2 separate regions of the Homo sapiens genome follow, and region 2 is linked to region 1. A link is a contact called in ENCODE Hi-C or POLR2A ChIA-PET data. All regions are on one chromosome and are shown on one strand. The core of a region is the stretch at or near the end of the contact, and the rest is flanking DNA. Distances in the headings are between cores, read along the strand shown. Region 1 holds the start of SIGLEC9 (sialic acid binding Ig like lectin 9). Region 2 has its middle 4.6 kb from the start of C19orf84.

Region 1 (4,112 bases), core at 610-3,109:
TCTCACACGCTTCTACCCTTTCCCAGGAAGCCCCTCTGGCTACAGATGTGTGAGTGAAAAGCAGGAGGGCTTCTGGCCCCTGGTTCTCACCTGATCAGGGGGCCATCCTGGGCACTGGCTTCCCCCCAACCCCCATGGCCTCACCTGGAGCTACTACTCCAGGTGAGCAGGCCTGCTCTTTTCTAGGGAAGCCGAAGGATTGTTCCCCGAGTTCCAGGTGGGGCTGAGCTGTCCTGTCCCGCCTGAGTTAGAATTGAAGTGGCCGATGCTAATCTGAGGCCCGTGTTGGCTCTGCAGGTGTGGAGGGCCCCAGGGGAGCAGTGCTGAGAGGCCTGACTGAGCCCCTCCTGCTCAAGACAGAACTCAGATGTGGACACCCAGCCCTGCAGAACAGATGCAGGACAACACTGTCAGCCATGGCTCAGCCCTTCTGACCATTGCAGTTGAGATGCTGCAACTTCCCAGGGAGCGACTGGGCAAACATGGGGGCCTGAGGTATTCACGGCAACGTGCACAGATGATAAAACTACCTAGAAAAGCATGGAGACCATTAGCGTTAAAGTGAGGCTGGGGCTGCTTCAGGAGGAAGTGGGGTGTGGCTGACAGGAAGTGGGGTAACAAAGAGGAGGTGTTGCGGCATCCCCAGTGTTCTGTTTCTCTAAGCATGTTCATATGTGTAAACCGCTGAGATTTTTTCTTGGGGGGAAGACATTTTTATCTATATGGCTTATATTTCTCCCAAAAATATTTCTAGAAAACTGACATCGGTCTAAGGAGGCTCCACCACACAGGATACTCCCAGTTCCTCCCAGCCCAGCCACACAGTTACAAAAAATCTTCTGCTGAATTCAGGTGCATGTTTCTTCTCCCATGAAATCCTGCCCATCGCGGAGGGTGCATGCCCCGGGGCTGGTGTCCTCACTCCACATCTCCTGTTCACCGGGACCCCTGGGAGCAGAGCTTGCAGAAGCAAAGCCCCAGGGCCAGCTGATCCCTCATGTTCTGGAGTAACCAGGGAAGTGTGGCTGAGCGAGACATCGGTGGTGAAGAAACCCTTCGTGGTGCAGTGAGGAAAGGAGAAATATCTTCCCTTTTGAAATCTGCCCCTTTTCTTCCGAATTTCCTCCCTTCCAAGCCCCACAGTACAACAGTCACAGCCTCAGTTTCCCAGACCTCCTGCGAGCCAGGCTCCCCTCTGTGTCCTTGGCGTGTATCAACACATAGAATCCTCACCTCCACAGCCCCATGTCCCTCTGCTCAGTCCTCCTGAGATTGAACCCCTGACCTACGGGAGAGTGACCCCATCCTGCCTGTGCCCCCCAACTGAAGCTCCTGCCGTGGACAGCTCAGACGTCAGGAGCCTCCATGTCTCCCCTCCGCACAGTGACCCCTTGGGGACAGTGTCCAGCTCTGCTGTGTTGACCTCGTTGTGCAGAAAGGGGGTGCCCACCTCGTGCTTGCTTGGGGGGGATGAGAGGCTGCCTGCTCACCCCACCTGCACCCCCATCTCTCATGGCCCCAAGTCCCACCTCTGAGCTACGCAGATATCCACAGCCTCTGACTCAGGGGTCTGGCCAGATGGGACTCATTTTCACCCTGCAGAAAATGTCACCTAAGGGGAAGGGCATTGAGAGGGAGGCAGGAGGTGGGGTGGGCCCTGCATGGGGTGGGAATCTGGGTGAGTCTGTCTCCCGCTCTGGCCTCAGGGACCCAGGAGTGAACATGGGGTGGTGGACGGTGGATCTCCCAGGGCTGACCCGGGCCTGACAGTGTCTGGGTGTAAAGTTCCTCCTCTGAGGAGGTCACTGTTCCGACCTCGCCCCTGTCTTCCTGTAGGGCCTCCTCTAAGTCTTGAGCCCGCAGTTCCTGAGAGAAGAACCCTGAGGAACAGACGTTCCCTCGCGGCCCTGGCACCTCTAACCCCAGACATGCTGCTGCTGCTGCTGCCCCTGCTCTGGGGGAGGGAGAGGGCGGAAGGACAGACAAGTAAACTGCTGACGATGCAGAGTTCCGTGACGGTGCAGGAAGGCCTGTGTGTCCATGTGCCCTGCTCCTTCTCCTACCCCTCGCATGGCTGGATTTACCCTGGCCCAGTAGTTCATGGCTACTGGTTCCGGGAAGGGGCCAATACAGACCAGGATGCTCCAGTGGCCACAAACAACCCAGCTCGGGCAGTGTGGGAGGAGACTCGGGACCGATTCCACCTCCTTGGGGACCCACATACCAAGAATTGCACCCTGAGCATCAGAGATGCCAGAAGAAGTGATGCGGGGAGATACTTCTTTCGTATGGAGAAAGGAAGTATAAAATGGAATTATAAACATCACCGGCTCTCTGTGAATGTGACAGGTAAGGCACAGGCTCCAGGAAAGGCCACAGGGAAAGGTCATGGGGGCGGCAGGGAAAGGCTGGGATGGAGCCCCTGCCCCAGGAGAGGGCTTAGGGTGAAGCGAGTTGGCTCAGGGCAGGAGCTGGACCAGAGCCTGAGCTCCCCCCAGGGCTGCACCATGGATCCTCTGACCTGATCCTGAGTCCCCCTCTCTTCACCAGCCTTGACCCACAGGCCCAACATCCTCATCCCAGGCACCCTGGAGTCCGGCTGCCCCCAGAATCTGACCTGCTCTGTGCCCTGGGCCTGTGAGCAGGGGACACCCCCTATGATCTCCTGGATAGGGACCTCCGTGTCCCCCCTGGACCCCTCCACCACCCGCTCCTCGGTGCTCACCCTCATCCCACAGCCCCAGGACCATGGCACCAGCCTCACCTGTCAGGTGACCTTCCCTGGGGCCAGCGTGACCACGAACAAGACCGTCCATCTCAACGTGTCCTGTGAGTGCTGGGCCGGGACGCCTGGGTCCCTGATGGGGTGAGCGTCAAGCCTGGACACTGGGTGCTGGGTCCCGGAATCTGGGCTGGTGGTGGGGTCAGGAGGACACTGGCTCTGCCTTCCCTGTTTATGCGGCTCCTGGGGACAGACAGGGCCAGTGTCCCCAGCCCTCACAGTGATGCGGGTCTCCATGTCTTTCTGTCCCAGACCCGCCTCAGAACTTGACCATGACTGTCTTCCAAGGAGACGGCACAGGTAGGATGGAGCTCCCTCCCTGGGGCTGGAGGAGCAGGGCCTTCAGGTCAGGATGGGGCTGGCTTATTCCTCAACCTGGACTCACTTTGGCAAACAGGGATGTCCTTGTGGGTGAACTCAGGGCCCCTCTGTATCCTTAGGCCCCAAGGCCACTTGTTCCCATCCTCCCATCACCTCCCTTGGACTCCCCCACACACCCCCCCCTCAGCCTCAAACAAGAAGAGGGTGGCATTCACACAGCAGGACCAGGCTTTGAGGCTCCTTCTCATGTATCTCCTGAATACATCTCCACCCTTATCTGTTTATTTCTGATAGTTCTGATCTAAGTACTTCTGGACAGGTGATAAATGTCCATGGGCAAAAATTCAAATTGCAGAGCAAAGGCTCTCCTCCGATGCCTGCCCCCCTCCCCAGAACCAACCACTGTCCATCCAGGCTGCCCTGAGTCTCGGTTTGTACACCTGGAGGATCTCAGAGGTGGTTTGACGTCCGTAGTGAGACTGTCCGCACCCTCCTCTAGGGCTGTGTGTGAGTCCACTGCATGGATGGACTCTGATTTTGTGGCATCTCCTAATGGAAGATCACGGCACTAATTTCATCCTACGGCAGGATAGAACAATCTTGTATCTACTTCCACAGGAATATCTAAGCCTGTGGGTTAAGTTCCTAAAAGCAAAATGTAGCTACATTATATGTTCTTTCTTATTTTGAAAGATAAGCCCAAACTGTTCTCGATGAAGCGGGGAGAAGTTTACATTCCCAGCAGTGAGTGGTGAAAGTGTGTGTTTCCAGAACTTCAGTCTATGTCTGTGTGTCAGTTGCTGTCATCAGTCTCTTTCTGTATCCTTCCTTTTTCTCCAGATCTATGTATCTCTCTGACCCTCTGTCTCTTTTTCTACAGTATCCACAGTCTTGGGAAATGGCTCATCTCTGTCACTCCCAGAGGGCCAGTCTCTGCGCCTGGTCTGTGCAGTTGATGCAGTTGACAGCAATCCCCCTGCCAGGCTGAGCCTGAGCTGGAGAGGCCTGA
Region 2 (4,369 bases), core at 25-2,524, 270 kb after region 1:
GGTCCTGGATCCAATCTGGACTACCACATTGGATTTAGTCATCCTCTCTCGTTAGTCTTCTCTAATCTGCAGCACTCTCTAAGTCTTTCCTTGTTTTTCACAACCTTGAGAGTTGGGGGAGTTCTAAATTATTTTGTAAAATGAAGGTCTTTTTTTTTTTTTTGAGACAGGGTCTCCCTCTGTCACCTAGGCTGGAGTGCAGTGGTGCTATCTCAGTGCACTGCAACCTCCACCTCCCGGGTTCAAGCGATTCTCCTGCCTCAGCCCCCTGAGTAGCTGGGATTACAGGCGCCTGCCACCACGCCCCGCTAATTTTTGTATTTTTAGTAAAGATGGGGCTTTACTATGTTGGCAAGACTGGAGATCTATTTTAATGAATAATATGAACTAATTTAATCCACATTTTAAAAAATTATGTATTTATTTTAATAGAGAAGAGGTCTCTCTATGTTGGCCAGTTGGTGTTAAACTCCTGGCCTCAAGCAATCTTCCCACCTCGGCCTTCCAAAGTGCTAGGATTACAGGGTATTTTAAAATTTTTATTTATTTATTTATTTATTTATTTATTTATTTATTTATTTAAGACAGTCTTGTTCTGTCGCCCAGGCTGGAGTGCAATGGCACGATCTCCGCCCACTGCAACCTCCGCCTCCTGGGTTCGAGCGATTCTCCTGGCTCAGCCTCCCAAGTAGCTGGGATTACAGGCATGTGCCACCATGTCCATGTCCAGCTAATTTTTGTATTTTTAGTAGAGATGGGGTTTCCCCATGTTGGCCAGGCTGGTCTCGAACTCCTGGCCCCACGTAATCCTCCTACCTTGAGTGCTGGGATTACTGGGATAGGCCCCCGTGCCTGGCCCACAACATTGCATTTTAAGGAGGAGAAGTCCCAGGCAACAGGATCGCCCTATGCTGGACGATGTTAGTGGCACTGAGTGGCCGGAATAAGATTTTTGCCAAGAGATCTGGCTTGCTTTTCTTTCCTGGAGACTGATGAGAACCCAGATCTTCAGATTTCAAGTCTGGGTCTATCCATTCGGTTACTTTAAATCCCAGAGGCAGATGGCGCTCACTGCTCAAGTCTAGCGTCATGGGATTGTTCTAGCTTGTTCTTTTATTGCTTCTCCTATTACTAAGATCAGGATCTGACGCCATTTGGAAACCAGGGTCTGACCGCTTACCACGTACCTCGCCCTTTAAGGCTTTTTCTGTCCCGTCCCCCGTGCCCCTGCGGCGCTAGGAGACTGGAGGCGGGACCTTGTGTCGCTAAGGAAATGCCCTTTACTCAGCTTCCAAAATTGACAGGCTAGTTCTGAAAACTGGCCAACCAACTTCTGCTTAAGGGGAAGCGAGACTTCCGATTTGTAGGGGAACGCAGCGGCGATTGGTTAGAGTCCCGCCCACTTGTTAAGCGTCGCGAGCCACTATTCTCGGCTCTGATTGGCCAGAGAACTCGCGCCGCTTTTGAATCCCCACCCTGCGGACCCCGCGCGCCTCGCCTTCTCCCTCTGGTTGGCGAGCGCCTTTCTGCGCCTTCAGGCATTTTTGCTGAGGCTTTTGTCTGCGCATGTGCGGGTAGGTTCCGGTAGCATCCGGGAGACCCGGCCCAGGCCTGGAGATGCTGAGCGGAGCTTGGAGGGAGAGAGGGGACTGGGTTGTTGAGGGGAGAATCCCTCTCGGCATCTCCTTGGCCCACTGGGGAGCCCCATTGCCCCATCCACCGCTTAGAACCAGACCCTTCCTTTCACTCTCCACTCCCTATCCCTACCGGCTTTAGACCTTCAAAGTTCCAAGATTCGACCTTCGGGGTCTCCCCATTTCGTAGGGGCTTACAGATTTCCTAAAATCCCCCTCCTCCCCGAACCCCCTTCCGTCCCTGGAGATTCTGGGGTCCCTGCTCTTTCCCATTCATTCCACCCCATCTACTTGGGACCCTTCCAAGGGCAAGGGGGGCCTCTCAGTGCCTCTCCTACCCTCATGTCCTTTCTCCTCTTTTAGGTCCAGGAGGTCATCTTTGCCTCCCTTCCTTGAAATCTCCCCAGATTTAGAGGCCCTCACCCAGCTTCTCCCCTCTCAGCCCTGTCGAGGTGTCAAGGTTCGGGGATCACCTTTGTTGTTGTTATTGTCGAGGCGTCAAGGTTCGGGTGTCACCTTTGTTGTTGTGTGTTTTTTTTTTTTTGAAACTGAGTCTCGCTCTGTCGCCCAGGCTGGAGTGCAGTGATGCGATCTCGGCTCACTGCAACCTCCGCCTCCCGAGTTCAAGCGAGCCTCCTGCCTCAGCCTCCCGAGTAGCTGGGATTACAGGTGCCTGCCACCAGGACTGGCTAATTATTGTATTTTCAGTAGAGACGGGGTTTCACCACGTTGGCCAGGCTGGTCTCAAACTCCTGACCTCAAGTGATCCACCCGCCTTGGCCTCCCAAATTGCTGGGATTACAGGCGTGAACCACAGCGCCCGGCCTAAGCCCTAGCTGTTCATTGCCACAATGAGAGGAAGTACAGGAAGGTGTTGAGATCATGGGCGTGGAGTCCAACTGACATGCTTGACTGATGTCACATACTGCTCTGCCCCTGAAAAGCTGAGTCACCTTGGGTAATTTGCTTAGCCTCTCTGAGCTTCAGTTTCACTCGGGAGCTGGCCAAGAACACTTGTCTCAGAGTTGCTATGACATTCGAACATGGCAGTGTACGTAAAGGGCTCGGCATGGAGCTTGTTCTCATTAAGCCCCATGGCACGTGGGCATCTATGCTTTTTTTTTTTTTTTTTTTGTAGAAAAAAGTTTATTTGCTGGTTATTGTTTGATCCTTGAAATACAATTCCTCACTGGTGATACTAGTATAAAATGGTGGTTATGAATCCATGCTAGCCCAACGAAAACTAATTTAACAAATTGGTAAAAAAAAAAAAAGAAGTCGTTTTTGAATCTCTATTAAGATTTGAACTAATACATAAGCAAATCTGTGCTAAAACTGGAACTGCTGGGCCAGGCGCGGTGGCTCACGCCTGTAATCCCAGCACTTTGGAAGGCCAAGGTGGGTGGATCACGAGGTCAGGAGTTCGAGACCAGCCTCACCAACATGGTGAAACCCCGTCTCTACTAAAAATCAGCTACTGGGGAGGCTGAGGCAGGATAATCACTTGAACCCAAGAGGCGGAGGTTGCAGTGAGCTGAGATCGCGCCATTGCACTCCAGCCAGGGGGACAGAGCAAGACTCCATCTCAAAACAAAACAAAACAAAAAACTGGAACTGCCTTCTCACACTACATATAATTTGCCTTCCAGCTTCAACCATCTGATGTTGAAATCTAAAGCACTCTCATGAGTTAAATGTCCCTGACAAACCATGTAGATGGACAAACCAGATTGGTGGTCTTTAACTGCTGGTGATAGAAAAAGGCTGCAGTTTAGTACTTAAACCTGCAGTTAGTGGTCAACTTTCCATCTAGGTAGAGTAACTAAGGAGAGCTGTGAAATATCAAAAGAAAACTAGAGGCCAGGACAAAGAGGCAATGTCAGTCAAGCCACTGCAAGCTGGTATGCACCCTTGTATTTCAGCCAAAGGCAGGCAATCCAAAATTACAGATTGCTTTCCTTAACTTGACCAAACAGTGCATTTTACCTCTGAAAGTCTTGTCAAGGGTTGCATTTCATTGTACCTAGTAAAACACAAAGTCCACTCTCATAAAAATATTATATTTTCCAGAAGAAATATTATATGTAATACACTGAAAATCACTGATTGCTTTTGCTTCTTTTTTTCCGTGAATGTGTAGGTGTTTGAGTCTCTTGTGTTTCTTATTTTACATAGGATATGGGCTGTTTGAAAACTATTTCATTAGCTTCATCATCGTCATTCATTTCAGCCATTTCAGATTTTCGTCTCTCCAAAAATGTTGGTGTACAAACTGGTGTGAGGCCCTGGATATCCACAGTCTTCTCAGGAGTGTCAAGAGTGCCTAAAACCTTTTTCTTCTTCTTATGTAAAAGATGGCCTTTTGTAGACGTCTGACAATTAGTTTTTGAAATACTTTCTGTTTTCTGGAAAATCAAAGAAGGAAGAAGGAAAATCATAATCAATTCCTTTTTTTTTTTTTTTTTTTTTGAGATTGAGTCTTGATCTATCGCCTAGGCTGGAGTGCAGTGGCCCAATCTCGGCTTACTGCAACCTCTACCTCCCAGGTTCAAACAGTTATCCTGCCTCAGTCTTCCAAGTAGCTGGGATTACAGGTGCCTGCCACCATGGCTGGCTAATTTATGTATTTTTAGTAGAGATGGGGTTTCACCATGTTGGCCAGGCTGGTCTCGAACTCCTGACTGTTGGGGTGATCAGACCCAACACTAGACTGTGGGGGCTATGAAGTCCGGCGG

Evidence for each region. Hi-C counts contacts between places; a loop is a spot of excess contacts on that map. ChIA-PET counts read pairs that join two places held with the same protein, here RNA polymerase II (POLR2A). Pooled maps may share reads with other maps.
Region 2: a pooled map shows a loop between it and region 1 (3-fold over the local background). The contact joins the enhancer-like site here to the promoter of SIGLEC9 in region 1. A Hi-C loop is called at or near these places in 5 of 50 pooled maps. POLR2A ChIA-PET finds 5 or more read pairs at or near these places in 3 of 52 experiments (CD4-positive, alpha-beta memory T cell, WTC11 and activated naive CD4-positive, alpha-beta T cell).

The regions. Positions count from the first base shown.
Region 1 is chr19:51,123,047-51,127,158 of GRCh38, forward strand. SIGLEC9 (sialic acid binding Ig like lectin 9) reads left to right here and starts at 1,860. Exons shown (of 7, transcript NM_014441.3): 1 at 1,860-2,349; 2 at 2,551-2,829; 3 at 3,035-3,082; 4 at 3,984-4,112. The coding sequence starts at 1,929.
Region 2 is chr19:51,393,022-51,397,390 of GRCh38, forward strand. It overlaps the pseudogene NIFKP6. Among named protein-coding and RNA genes, the nearest start is that of C19orf84, 4.6 kb to the left of the region's middle. RefSeq lists enhancers at 841-1,437, 2,493-2,702 and silencers at 1,343-1,402, 1,413-1,552. Within about 2 kb of position 1,275, at least 32 of the 41 ENCODE cell types and tissues checked have a DNase peak (open chromatin) inside an H3K27ac peak, as active enhancers do.